Regions from separate parts of the Mus musculus genome. Here region 2 is linked to region 1. Evidence: chromatin contacts called from ENCODE Hi-C or POLR2A ChIA-PET data. All regions are on one chromosome and are shown on one strand. The core of a region is the stretch at or near the end of the contact, and the rest is flanking DNA. Distances in the headings are between cores, read along the strand shown. Region 1 overlaps Numbl (numb-like). Region 2 holds the start of Ltbp4 (latent transforming growth factor beta binding protein 4).

Region 1 (6,869 bases), core at 2,818-5,317:
CGGGTGCCTGTGGTGGGCATCACACCTTCACAGATGGTAGCCAACGCCTTCTGCTCAGCTGCCCAGCTCCAGCCCCAACCTGCCACACTGCTTGGAAAAGCTGGGGCCTTCCCCCCACCTGCTGCACCCAGTGCCCCTGGGGGCCAGGCCCGTCCGCGCCCCAATGGGGCTCCCTGGCCCCCAGAGCCAGCGCCTGCCCCTGCCCCTGAGTTGGACCCCTTCGAGGCCCAGTGGGCGGCACTAGAAGGCAAACCCGCTGTGGAGAAACCCTCCAACCCCTTCTCTGGTGACTTGCAGAAGACCTTCGAGATTGAACTGTAGCCCAAATTGCCCTGCTCCCGCTCCATCAGCCCCAGGTGTACCGCGCTCAGGAGGGGAGGCCCAGCCTCTATCCTAGTGTTGCTCCCTGAGCTGCGCCCCTCAATGCTCCCTCTAAGCCCTTCTCTCCACCACCCCTCACAAACCACTACAGAACCAATATTGTGATGCCTAGGTTTTGCCAAGATGGAATTCAGGGATGGACCCAGCCTGGCTAAGGGAACCATTTCACTGCCGGACTTAGGCTGGTGATGCCCCTTCCCCAGCCCCAGTCATGGAATGCCCTCTGTTCAAGCTACTTTCCCTAGTTTCTGTTGTGCCCTTCCACCTTCCAGTGTTGGGCAGGGTGGAGGAGGGAGGCCCACTTAAGCCTGGTCCGTCCTCTCCTTGTCCCATACACACAGCACAAGCTAAGGGCTTCCTCTCTGCCCACGCTGTGTTCACTGCCAATGCTGTGCTTGCCCTGGCCCCCTCCCCGATTCGATTCGGGGCGTGTCTTCCGGAGGGCCAAGGTCTCACGGGGTGGGGCCCGACTGGGGGCCCAGGAGAGGGGCGGTGGGAGGGATGAAGACTCTGTTACCTCATGTCGGTGCCCGCTGGGGAGGGGTCCCAGGAGAAGAAGAAGGGGGTGCCTGGCGGGTACTTTTCTATCTTTTATTTCCAGATTTTTTTTGTATCTAAACTTGCAGATTTGTATTATACAAGGACAGCCAATAAAGGAAGAATATAATGGTGGCCACTGGGAAATCAAGGTGTGTGCATACGAGCGGAGGGCCCTGCGTGGAGCTTCTCCCACCGCATAGCTGTCCCTGCCTGTGATCCTGGCACTGGGGGCCCGGAAGCAGGGAGATCCTGAGCTTATGGTGGGTCTCTGAGGCCACCCTGGAGTATGTGAGACCCTGGCTCAAAGAAAAAAAAAAGCCTTTTGTCATTTTAAACATGTCCCTGAGCTTTAAACCTGACCTCTGAGTCATGGTTTGGTGATCAGCATCTGCCGTGTAGATGGTAGAGGGAGCCCACAGTTAATCATTGCTTTCTTAATTATTAACAGACTTGAAACCAAGGAGTCAGGCACATTGTGAGTTATTGCTAATTGGTCTGAGATCAGCATTCCAAGTGGCTCATCAAAACACATCTTGGACCACCCTGGGAAAGGCCTGTCGGTCGGTCTCACTTTCCAAAACTTGGGCCAAAGTTTCCCCTGGCAGTTCCTGGGTGTGTTTTGTTTTTCATTTATTTGTTTCGAGAGACAAGGTCTTAGTATGTTTCCCAGGCTGGCCTAGAACTCAGATCCGCCAGCCTCTGTGTCTATAGTGATGGGATTAGAGATGTGCGCCCCATACTTGGTGTCCACTAGCATCTCAAACCCCTGTGTTACTGCTTAAGTCACTGAACATAATCGATGAGACCTTTAAAAAAAAATGACTGGGGAGCTGAGCCTGGTGACTTGGAAGCTAGCAGCAAGAGAATCAGGAGTTCAAGGCCATCCAAGGATACATAGCTAATTTGATCCAGGGCAACATGAAGCATCAAGGCTCTATCTACGCGCACACACACACACACACACACACACACCCCAAATATGGGGGCTGTGGCTCAGTGATAGAGTGCTTGCCTAGCATAGATGGGGCTCTGGTTCTGTTCCCAGTGCTGCAAAAAGAAAAGATAAATGCATATCAAACTATATTTTGTACTCCCTTAAAATAACATGGTTTTGTGCAAGCCGATATTCTGTTCCTATTTGTTTGGTTTTTTTTAATTAGGTATTTTCTTCATTTACATTTCAAATGCTATCCCAAAAGTCCCCCATACCCCCCACCCCTCCCCACCCACTCCCACTTCTTGGCCCTGGCATTCCCCTGTACTGAGGCCTATAAAGTTTGCAAGAACAAGGGGCCTCTCTTTCCAATGATGGCTGTCTAGGCCATCTTCTGCTACATATGCAGCTAGAGACACGTTTGGAGGCTGATTATGGGATGGATCCCTGGGTGTGGCAGTCTCTAGATGGTCCATCCTTTCGCCTCAGCTCCAAACTTTGTCTCTGTAACTCCTTCCATGGGTGTTTTGTTCCCAATTCTAAGAAGGGGCAAAGTGTCCACACTTTGGTCTTCGTTCTTCTTGAGTTTCATGTGTTTTGCAAATTGTATCTTGGGTATTCTAAGTTTCTGGGCTAATATCCACTTATCAGTGAGTACATATCATTTGAGTTCTTTTGTGATTGTGTTACCTCACTCAAGAATGATACCCTCCAGGTCCATCCATTTGCCTAGGAATTTCATAAATTCATTCTTTTTAATAGCTGAGTAGTACTCCATTGTGTAAATGCACCACATTTTCTGTATCCATTCCTCTGTTGAGGGACATCTGGGTTCTTTCCAGCTTCTGGCTATTATAAATAAGGCTGCTATGAACATAGTGGAGCATGTGTCCTTCTTACCAGTTGGAACATCTTCTGGATATATGCCCAGGAGAGGTATTGCGGGATCCTCCGGTAGTACTATGTCCAATTTTTGAGGAACCGCCAGACTGATTTCCAGAGTGGTTGTACAAGCTTGCAATCCCACCAACAACGGTTTTGTTTTGGTTTTTTAACTTAAGATTTATTTTATGTATGTGAGTACACTGTCAACTGTCTTCAGACACACCAGAAGAGGGCATCAGATCCCATAACAAATGGTTGTGAGCCACCATGTGGTTGCTGAGAATTGAACTCAGGACCTCTGGAAGAACAGCCAGTGCTCTTAACTGATGAGCCATCTCTCCAGCTCCTGTTCCTATTTGTTAATGGGGGTCACACACCTGATTTGGGAAGAAGGAAGAAGCTGGGACTCAAACCCAGCCTCTGGCCAGCCTTGAAGCTGGGGTAGAAACAGGCTGGGATCTAGCGTCAAGAACTTACCCCAGCACCAGGGACTTTTAACCAACACCTGTGCTGGGATGCAGACCCCAGGCATGGCTAGAGGGCTCTGCTAGAGATGAGCCTCATCTGGGCACCCTCAAGCCTTTGTTCAGTCAGTGGGAACCCCAGGCTGATTTTTGCACAGCCTTTCCTGTTACCAAGGAGGTCTTTCAGCGCTGCCCCTCATCAGCCATGCACATGCAAACAGGTGGAGAACGCCAGAGGTAGCGCCAAAGATGGGCATCTCATCAAGACCTCCCTACCGCCCCCAGCCCCCCCCCCCCCCCACCACCACCCGACTGGACCAGTTTCTCTCCCATGGCCTGCATGGAGGTTCTTGCTCTTCCTGCACAGAACTCATAGTCTGGTCCCCTCACCCCACCTCCTGTCCCCAGGCTTAGGTTCCCTCGGAATGGACCCAGGAAAAAGCCCGGTGTGGCATATGATTATAATCCCAGCACTCTAGAGGCTGAAGCAGGAGGATCATTGAGTTAAAGGCCAGCCTTATCAGAATAAAACTAGGAAACCCGGATAAACCCTCCGATTACATCATTTGGAGGGACATCCTTACTGGCTGCTTTGGCACCTCCTACCTAGTGCTTAGGAAAGCTTCCCAGCCACTGTGGAGCCCGGCCTTTGTGCCTCTTTCCCAGGAGCAGCGCCCAGGATCCTTGTTCAGTCCTTTATTCTCATCTAAGCTGGGAGAATCTAGATTCCTCCGGATGCTGCAGAGGACTGGTTCCTACCGGCGGCCGCGGCCAACGCAGTCAACCCTAGCTGTGAGAGCTATGAATCCTGCGCTCGCGATAGGATAGCGCATAGTAGGACAGAGGGTGGAGTGCGGCTGGAAAGCGCCCCCTGGTGACCTTGGCTGCGCCGCGATGGAGTGGCCTGAGGGCTGGCTTAGCAAAGGACTTACACTCAAAAGGACTGGGAGGCAGAACATCATTTTTGGAAAAAACAACTGTCGTCAGAGCCAGGAGGAACGTTATCCCTCAGGCCTTGGCTCGGCAGCTTGCTCCTCTGGGAAGCCCTCTTTGACTCCCCTAGTTCGGATCTGGCTATTCTGCTGGACGCCTATAAAACAGCGTTGTCAGCGCGAGCCTGCCAAATCAGGACGGGACTCTTCTCTGCCTGCGCCCCACCCCCACTTCTTGCCTGCATCTACCATTCCATCTTATGATCTTTGTTATCCACTCATCCCACCCTACCCTCTGCTTTCACCCCATCCTGTCTGTGTGTCCATTCCACTCCAGACTTTCTGCCAGCTCCCCGCAATCCAACTGCCTATGGTTTTACAGCACCCCACCCTGCTCCCAGCTCTCTGCCTGCTTCCCCCACACTCTGACTGGGATCCTATCTCACCCTCCCTGACTGTTTCCTTAGCCCCATCCCACTCTAACTCCCCCACCCCCGACCCTTGACTCTGCGGAGTATCACTACCGCCTCACAGATTTTATTTTGTCCAGCGGCTTTATTAAGATATAATCTACTTGGGGGGTGGGGTGGAGAGATAGCTAGCGGTTAAGAGCACTGGTTGCTCTTTGAGAGATCCATTCAAAACCTACCACCCACGTGGCGGCTGTAACTCCATCCAGTTCTAGGCCATTCATTGCCCTCTTCTGGTCTCTGCAGGCACTGCACATACCTAGTGCACAGACATAACATCTAGCTTAGTTCAGTTCCCTGCAACCACATGTTGGCTCACAACTATCTGTAATGGGATCCGTTGCCTCTTCTGTTGTGCCTGAAGATAGCAACAGTGTACTCACGTATATTAAATAAATCTAAAGCAAGATGTAATCTATTTATAAAGTTCACATTTTAAATGATCTCATAATCGATGGCGATTTTACAGTTGAGCGTCCATCATTGTGAATTCTACTTTAGAACATTAAGGTCATTCCAAAATGACCTGTTCACCCATGCGTAGTCACTCCTTATTCCTATCCCACCCCAGGCAATCACTGATGCCTGTTAAGTCTCCATCCCTCCTCTATGCACAACTCTCCGCACCACCCCAAGTTGGGAAAATATTTCTTTTGCATGCTAAGGTTTTTGCAGTGACACAGAACCTACCCTGAGGGAACTCAGAAGTCCCATTGGGGACATGGCTAGCTAGTAAAAGATGCTTGCTGCACAAGTCCAACACCCTGAGTCCCAGATAAACTCCCGAGGACTGTCCTCGGACGTGGAAACTTAAGGGTTCTTTGGAAAGGCAGCTGTGTTGGCTGGTGTTTTGCTGGGGCCCGTGGGTGAAGGAACATTTTGTTAAAGTGGACACAGGTGTGAAAGGCTAAGGTGAACTCGTGAAGGGACGTTTCACTGACACAGACACAGGAAAGAGGATGTTCTGCTAAAGCAAGCACGTAAAAGGACACGTGATGAGCGAGTCTTTGCTAACAACACACATGCATTGGTTCACCTTACGTTGCAGAGTCGAGCTGCATTTGTTGGGATGCCATAGAGAGAAACACATCAAAAAACTTCTGGTGGTGTGCTGCAGTTTCTTGCTGCTTCCCAGGACTTGGGCTGATTGGCAGAGTGATGTCAGCTGAGACAGATGCGCATGCTGAGGCATGACACATGTAGAACACATGATGTTTGGAGGGCATAAATAGGACTAGGCAGACAGTGATGGGGACAGAGCTTGGCTCGCTGGTACAGCTAGCTGTGTAACGTTTGTGGGTCTCACATCTTCTCTGATCTTCGCTTCCCTGAGAGAGGCACAGCCTAGAACTTCTCCAGGCATTCCTCCTGGTCCTTCCTGCTGACTCAAGCTGAGGCTGGGGCCTGGCTGTCTCTGCTAGGTCACATCACCACTGTTGCTAACCCGACTCTACTAAACTGGACTGCTGATGTATCCATGAAATGTTTGCGAGTAGATTGAGCTGCCACTGCTGACCTGTGAACTGAACTGTTGATCTCCAGACAACACAGATGGGAGCTGCTCCAAAGAACCTTTCTAAACAGGTCCACTTCCCCCATATCCTTTCTTTCCCACTACCTCTGGTGAGTGGTGGGCTAAAAGGAATGTTAAAACATTTAAGAACCATCATCAAAAATAGGTGTTTGAGGTGCTGGAGAGATGGCTCAGTGGTTAAGGGCACTGACTGCTCTTCCGGAGGCCCTGAGTTCAATTCCCAGCAACCACATGGTGGCTCACAACCATCCATAATGAGATCTGATGCTCTCTTCCGGTGTGTCTGAAGACAGCTACAGTGCACTCATATACATAAGATAAATAAATAATTTTGAAAAAATTAAAGTTGCGTTCTCTGTCCCCCATATGTGTACCATGGCACACACATGCACACTGAATAGTAATAGTTTAAAGTCATGTTGGAAAAAAAAAACTAGTGGAGAAAATATGTCCATTCAACCCCTGTTATCACTGATTTAAAAAAATTGTTTTGGGCTGGTAACAAGGTCACTCCAGCAAACCTGAAAATCTGGGTCCCATTCCCCTCTCACAACACACATGGTGGAAGAAGGAACAGATTTCCAAAACTTGTCCTCTAGCTTCACACATGCGCTGTGATGTGCTCTCTCTCTCAGACAGACAGACAGACACACTAAATCTTTTTAAAAACATTGTCCATATAAGCACTAAGTGTGTGGCTCAGCACTAGAACACTTACTTGCCTAGCCC
Region 2 (6,869 bases), core at 2,900-5,399, 48 kb after region 1:
CGTGAGCGCGCCCCCGCGTGGTGGCATTTTTAAGGGATTTCCCCCTACCCTCACCCGCCGGCCTCGGCTCACTTCGCTTCCGCGCAGTTCTCTAAAACAGTAACCGAAGCCGGAGGCGTCTGAGTAGCCGTCCTCGCGTGGCGCGCTCTGTGCCAGCACTGTGTAGGGCGCCGCCGCCTCGGCCCGTGCCGCCGCTTCAGCCCTGGCTAGGGCTTCAGGGTTCGCCTCCTCCCAGGGGCCCGACACACGTTCCACTTGGTGCACCACCACTGATGCCTCCTGAGGGTGCTCCACGTGCACGCTCACCATCGATGCTACTCCTGAGCAGAGGCAAGATGGACAATGGGATATATCTACACGAGCTCTGACTTGCTAGGAGTAGATTGGAGAGGTGAGCTGAGGATGGGTACTTTATATTGGGAGGTGGGGGTGGGGTGGCGTGGTAATGTAATATGGCCTGCAATTTTCAGTGATCCTCCTGCCTCTGCATCCCGAGTGGTGGGATTACAGGTGGAAGCCACCAAACCGATCTTAGGAGGGTAGCAGAGAAGGCAACAAACTTGGTCAGAGAACGGTCAGGTTCTTGAGGAAAGCGGGATCAGAGGCCCTTTGGCTAAATTCTCCTCACCGTGTTCATCATCGCGGTGGTTGGCTAGTGGCATTGTATAAACGGAGCGGGTAAGGCCCGGCATGGCTGGGGCCGGGGGCCGGGCCCCCGAAGAATGCAATTGGCAGAATTTGCCAGCGAAGTCCGGGGGGCAAAGGCAGCGATCAGGCTTCACACACACACCACCGTTGTGACAGATCAAGGGACATAGGACTGAGAAGAAAGCAAGGATACAAAATATCAGTACTGTGCCTGGCAGACAGCTAACTCAGTACCCAGCACTGAAACGAGGGCCTCAAGGTACACCATCCTTACATCTCTCCATCGTAGGTGACTTTTCCCGTTTGTTTGCTTTTGTTTTAAGATAGGGACTAATGTAGCCCAGGCTAGTCTCGAAAACTCACTATATAGCCAATGCTTTAACTCTTGACTCCTGACTCCGCTTCCCAATTTTTGGGATTATAGCAGTATGCTACCACAACAACCTTCCCCAAATCTGGCTGACTATGTCGGGTGGGTCAAGTCGCGCGACTATCACATAGTCCCGCCTTTTAGGTGGGTTTACTCAGCCTCCTCCCTCTATTTCATTCTCCTTCCCATTTTCTGTTTAAGTTCGGGCGTCCCAGCCCCGCCCAAACAGTGATATTCCCGCCCACTGGATTACCTTCGCTCAAAACAAACCGAAGTTTCCCTTTTGTGTCTCAGCTGGAATCCAAAAAGTTCAGGCTTTTCCCATTGGCTAGGCACCCCTTTCTAGTCCCGCCCACATGGCCTTCTACCTGACATTGTAAACTCCGCCTAACCCAGGTACCTTAGCCTTAGCCCCGCCTACTCACTTTCCTCCCTCTGATTTGCTCCGAATCACGCCCCTCCCACTCTTGGGCGAGCTAGGCGCCTTAGCCCCGCCCACAGCCAGCTTTTCAGCCTTCCCTCCCGGCCTCCGGTAGCATCGGGCGGGGCAACTAGCGGGGACGCGCCTCTACTCCCCTCCGCGCGCCCTCTCTGGGCCCTTGGCCACCTCTGGGCGGGGCACTGCCAGCTGTGCGGTGGGGTAAACAAAGAAAGGGGTGCAGCGGAGGCAGGGCGTCGTCTCCGCATTCCGGACCCTTGGGGAGCCCCGGACTGCTGAGCCAAAGGAGGCCGGACGTGTCTTTCGAGGGCACCCCCCTCCCTTCCTCCCATGGGGCTGCCGAAAACAGCTGGAGACAGCTGCACTCAGGGGAAGGAGGGAGCAGACAGCCCGGGCTGTCCTGGGAGGTGTGTGTGTGTGTGTGTGTGTGATTTTCTGAGCCACAGCCATACAAAAGGAGGCAGAGGGGAGCCACCTCAGTCTAGACGAATCAAGGGACAGGCGTCTTTGGAAGATATGAGCATGGAGGCAGTACTCTGAGGTTCAAAGAAAACCCAAGTTTTCTAGGAGGCAGGGTGAGGCTAGCTCAGAACAAATCTAGGCTCTCAACCAAGAGTCTTTCAAGTCCTTTCGGAGAGTTGCCTAGAAAACAGGACTAGTACTTTCTGGAGGCGGGGGTGTGGCCCATGTGAGGGAGCTGAGGACAAGGAGAAGTGGAGTCTGATCGTTTCTAGCACGTTAAAACTCTCAAGTTGCGGGGACCTTAGGAATCGCTGGAAAGTCCTACTCCTCCCTAGCCAAGGATCTGGTTGCCCCGAGTCTTGATTAATGGCCCTGTGTGGATAGGTCTGGGAAGGCTACCTTAGAAAGAGAAGGAAAAATGAAGCTACGTGGGAAGAGAATCGGGGGAGATGTTGGAGGGGGAGAAGTATCTCCACTTAAGGCTCATGCTTGAATGTTTCAGGGGAAGCGAGAAGCCGCTGGGTGACAATATTAGAATTCTCCTGGGAGGGGCGCAGCTTGGAGGAGTACCTCCAAAGAGGGAGAAGAAACTGGGCTGGAGGAGTTCCTGTAGTGTTTGCCCCTGGGTGAAGAGGGACCTTTGGATCCGGGATCCAAAAACCCGGATTTCCTGTCAGGAGCGTTAAACCTGGACTCCAGGTACCTTAATTTTTTTTTTTTTTTTAAGGGCAGAGCTTAAGAAGGGCTCAGCAAAGAAGCAAGATTGGAAAAATGGAAGTGTCTCAGATGGGAGGAAGCCACCACGTTTAGGGGCATTTCTTAGTCTCTTAAGTCATTTCACTGCCTGCCCTTGCCTTGAATACAGACTCCCAGCTCAGGGTGCCCATATCAGAGGGCTTGCTGCTAAATGGGCAAAACTAACTTCATGTCCCACAACATTGGAAGAACAGGAAGCTAAGGACATAGGGGTCTTGCCGAGGTCAGCCCGCCTTCACATGTTCCTCCTTGTGCCTCCAGGGGTTTGGCACCCGTCTGGGCACGGCGCCTGGCACGGGCGAGTTGGGGCTGGGCCGGGAGAGAGTGAAGGAAGGAGGGAGGAAGGGGCGGAGAGAGGGAGTGGTAGCGGGCGGGGGCTCGGGCGGGAGATGAGCTCACGCCGGCCGGGTTGGGCTGGCTGGGGGCCAGCCTGGGCGAGTTCTCGGCGCCAGGGGCCCCACTCCCCATTCCGGAGGGCGTAAGGGGTGAGAAGCAATGAAAACCCGACCCCCAAGTCCATCCCCACACTCTGGGCTAGCAGGTGGCGCACCCTCCTGACCTCACCTGAACCCCAGAATGCTCCCCTTGTCTAGAGGAAGCTGAAGCGCAAGCCGGTCCCTTCCTCCCCCAGGGGGCGCCCTTTCCTCAGGCCTCCTATCTGGATATCTGTCGCACGTGGAACCGCTGTAACTCAGGTCTTGCCGAAAGGCACCCCGTCTTTCCTGGGTCCCCTCCCGCTTAGCTCTTCATCACAAGCAGTCCCATGCCAGACTTTCCTAGTCTTCCCCCACTCAAAGACAGACCTAGAAACTTGAGATATGCCCCACCACCCCATGCGACTCTGAAACACTCCTTGCTGACCCACTACGCACAGTCTGCGAATTTGGGCCCCATCTCAAAAGTTCCCAGATCCTAAGATCCTCGCCTTGACTGAAAGGGATGAAAGCTAGTCTCAGTCCGTTCACGTGGGACACCACAGTTCCAAAAACACTCAATGCTCCTGAAATCAGCGCCCTGGAGATCCACTCCCCAAATAAGGAATTCAGAGCCCCCTTCCTCAAAGACCCCACGGAGTCCCCAGCATTTCTGTACATGGAATCTGGGCTCCTGCTCCCTAAGGCATTGTCTCCAGGGTCCTCCCTCCGGGCACTCCTCCCTTGGGAGCACCATCCCGCACTCACAGGCGCGGAAGCCGGGTCCCCCCGGGGCCGCCCCGCCGGGCGCGCCGCTGTCCACGCTGGTGGCGTTGCGGGGCGCGCAGGTCGGGGTACAGCGGGAGCCAGTGGGCCCGTGGATGCAACGCAGGCCGCACACAGCGGGGGTGAAGCGCACGCGAAGACGCTCTCGGGGTCGGCCCAGTACGGGCTGCGGCCCCAGCTGCGCCAGCAGCACCAATAGCGACACCCAGAGCAGCTGCGCGCCGCCCGCCATGGCTGCAGCGCCGCGCTCCACCGCGCCGCCGCCCCAGCCCGCCCGAGGGGCCCGGCCGCGCCCGCCCGCTCGCCCGCCCGCCCGCGGGGGAGGGCGGCCGCGCCCCCGCTCAGCCCCCCCTCCCCATCGCTCCCTCCCGGGCGGCCGCGCGGGGGCGCGTGGGGCTGGGCGCTTAGCCAGAGGCGCGAAGGCTGGGCGCTAGACTCGCAGGGGGGAGGGGAGGGCGCCCCCTCTGCTCCCACCCGTGCTCCAACAAGTGGATGGGGCCTATGGGGAGTAGCAGGGAAGGGAACAGGTGGGGGCGGGCGGGTTTGCTCCCAGAGAGAGTTGAATCCATTGAGAGGAAATCCATTAGAGTAATGGGGGCCGCATTTGGGGAGCCAGCTGAAGACTGATCCTCTGACCAGGCACGGGGGTAGGGGGTGGGGGGGAAGAGGCTTCATCTAGATAGAGGACAAGGATGGCACATTTGGGCAGCAAGATGGTACATCTGTGGGTGACGAGAAGGGTCGGTGTACAGGACACATAAAGGAATTAGAGGAGCTGAATTCTGGAGAGGAGACTAAGGCGCTTACACCTGAAGACGCCACAGCACACCAAGACTCTCTACACCTGGTGGGAGAGGTCAGAATGAATAAAGCTGTGGGCGGGGGTCCTCACATCTGGCCTGGGGCACACATCTGGAAAACCTTAGGAAGGAGGGGGATGCATCTGGGCTGAAGGCCACACAGCAGGAGAGGGCTTCTGAGGGTAGTTGAGTCTATAGAGTGCTCTAATCTGGGGTACCGGGCTGTAGTAAAAGTAGGGTCAAGGGACGGTCTGGCATGTAAGAGGGAAAGGTCTTTGGCCCCCAGCCGTCCCGCAATCTTGGGCATTTTGTGCCGGGGCAGGCGCCAACCCGCACAATCGCTTTTGTTGTCTGGACTGGTTCAGCCTCGCTCTCTGCTGGGCGAGTTGCCCCCCTCTTCAGCCACGGGAGCCCGGACGCCTGGCTTCCCGGCCCCACCCTGATGGGTCAGCGCCTTTGGCCTGCGTCTAGTTCTGTCCCTGGCTCACCTCATACTGCCGGACGCAGGGGTCCCTAGAGGTGGCCGCATCCTGGGGAGTGGGGTGGACCAAGCTACAATAGGGGACTGGTAGGCGGCGGCAGCACCGTGGGAACCAGACGGCTTTATCTGGCCCGGAACCACCCCCCTCCACCCCCTACACGGAGGAAGGGCGGATGTTCTTACCCCGGGCCTGGCCGGCAGGGGCGCGATGTGGGGGCCTTCTTTTCAGCAATGCCCGGGCCCACGGCCCTCGGGGCCGCCTTTGCCTCAGCAGAGCTCGGGCCTCCTGCAAACTAGGTGGAAGAGGGTGGAAGAGGCTGTCACTACTATTAAATTGGCCTCCTCACCTCAAGGGGGGGGGGAACCCTCCTAAGCCAGGAGCACTTCCAGGAGTGGGTTTGCCCAACATTGCCCCCAGCCCTTTTATTGGGAGCAAGGCTTGGGATATCTTTAGAGAAATACTTTCAGAGAAAGGACTATGGAAGAAGAAAAAAAAAAAAAGGGTATGGAAAGAGAAGCGATATGAGATGGATGGGAAGGGAAAAGTGGGTGGGGCGTAGAGACAGAAACAGATCAAGAAGCAAAGACCCAATGATTCAGCCAGGCAAGGAAGAATAAACAGAAACACAGACAATGAGTTAATAGTGAAAGGCCAGTGTGCGTGTGCGTGCGTGCGTGTGTGTGTGTGTGTGTGTGTGTGTGTGTGTGTGTGTGTGTTGGAAGGGGAGGAATTATATGCTTACGTCAGTGGCTGCCAGTTGAGGGATACCTGACTCTTCTCCACGGGACTGCGGCTGGGGCTGGGCACCGAAGGTGTTGGGGTCAGGCACCCCTCTAGACCTGTGCACTTGGCAGGTGGGCAGTTCCGGACCCTGCAGGAAGCTTTAGAGACAATCAGGGATTCAGTAGAAAAGCAGGGCCAAGCCTCTGCCATCGTCCATCTCTTCATTTTGGATGACGCTGGGGACCCATACCCATACCCCACCTGGAAGAACCCACCTCGGGTGCAGCGGCTACTCTTAGGTGTCTGGTCTAGGCAGCAGTGACAGGCAGCAACACTGTAAATAGGAGAGTGGGACTGTTCAGGCCTCAGAACAAAGGAGAGCAGGGGTGGAGGACAGAGGAGAAACCAAGACAAGATTCAAGGGAATTCCAAGCACTCATTACTATCATTATTTTGAGACAAGGTCTAGAATGTACTGTGTAGCCCAGGTAGCCCTCAAACTCACGACAATCCTCCTGCTTCATTCTCCACTAAAGCTAAAGTTACATACATAAGCCATCACGCCAGGCTTAAAATTATTTCAAGAGACTTTCAAAGGAGAGTTCTAAGCGAATCTACAAGCCTGGACTGTCTGGGATCTAGAACTCCGCCCACTAATTCGAGGAGAGTGGAGGCTCAGACGCCATCCTAACATCGAACAGTAGGTGGCGCTACATGCACAGACCTCGGCGGCTGTGCACTGCGGTGTCGCCTTAGACTACGGGTCCAGCACAGTGCTGAGGTGGTAGGGATACCGAAGTCCAGAATTGGGAATCCCGAGGCCTGAATTTTATCCAGTTCCCGCCTTTCTAGGATGTACGTCCTGGGACCAGCGTCTCCTGGTCCTTGAACTTCAATGTCCGAGAGGAAAGGGTCTTTTCCGGATATGTCTCAGTGCCACTGGGTCTCAGCCGCGACCCTTCAGCGGTACTGCCAGAGCGTCGTCACCCA

The links. Hi-C counts contacts between places; a loop is a spot of excess contacts on that map. ChIA-PET counts read pairs that join two places held with the same protein, here RNA polymerase II (POLR2A).
Region 2: POLR2A ChIA-PET joins it to region 1 with 56 read pairs in embryonic stem cell. The contact joins the promoter of Ltbp4 here to the enhancer-like site in region 1. A Hi-C loop is called at or near these places in 5 of 37 maps with a recorded cell type or tissue (adrenal gland, heart and mouse embryonic stem cell). POLR2A ChIA-PET finds 5 or more read pairs at or near these places in 4 of 5 experiments (Patski and embryonic stem cell).

The regions. Positions count from the first base shown.
Region 1 is chr7:27,281,089-27,287,957 of GRCm38, forward strand. Numbl (numb-like) reads left to right here. Exons shown (of 10, transcript NM_010950.2): 10 at 1-1,062. The coding sequence ends at 321. Among named protein-coding and RNA genes, the nearest start is that of Numbl, 26 kb to the left of the region's middle. Within about 2 kb of position 4,068, at least 1 of the 3 ENCODE cell types and tissues checked has a DNase peak (open chromatin) inside an H3K27ac peak, as active enhancers do; it is heart, where a contact is called at or near this core.
Region 2 is chr7:27,329,499-27,336,367 of GRCm38, forward strand. It overlaps Ltbp4 (latent transforming growth factor beta binding protein 4), which reads right to left and starts at 4,150. Exons shown (of 30, transcript NM_001113549.1): 1 at 3,857-4,150; 2 at 629-820; 3 at 73-320. The coding sequence starts at 4,106. Gm30543 (a long non-coding RNA gene) reads left to right here and starts at 312. Exons shown (of 2, transcript XR_391221.3): 1 at 312-391.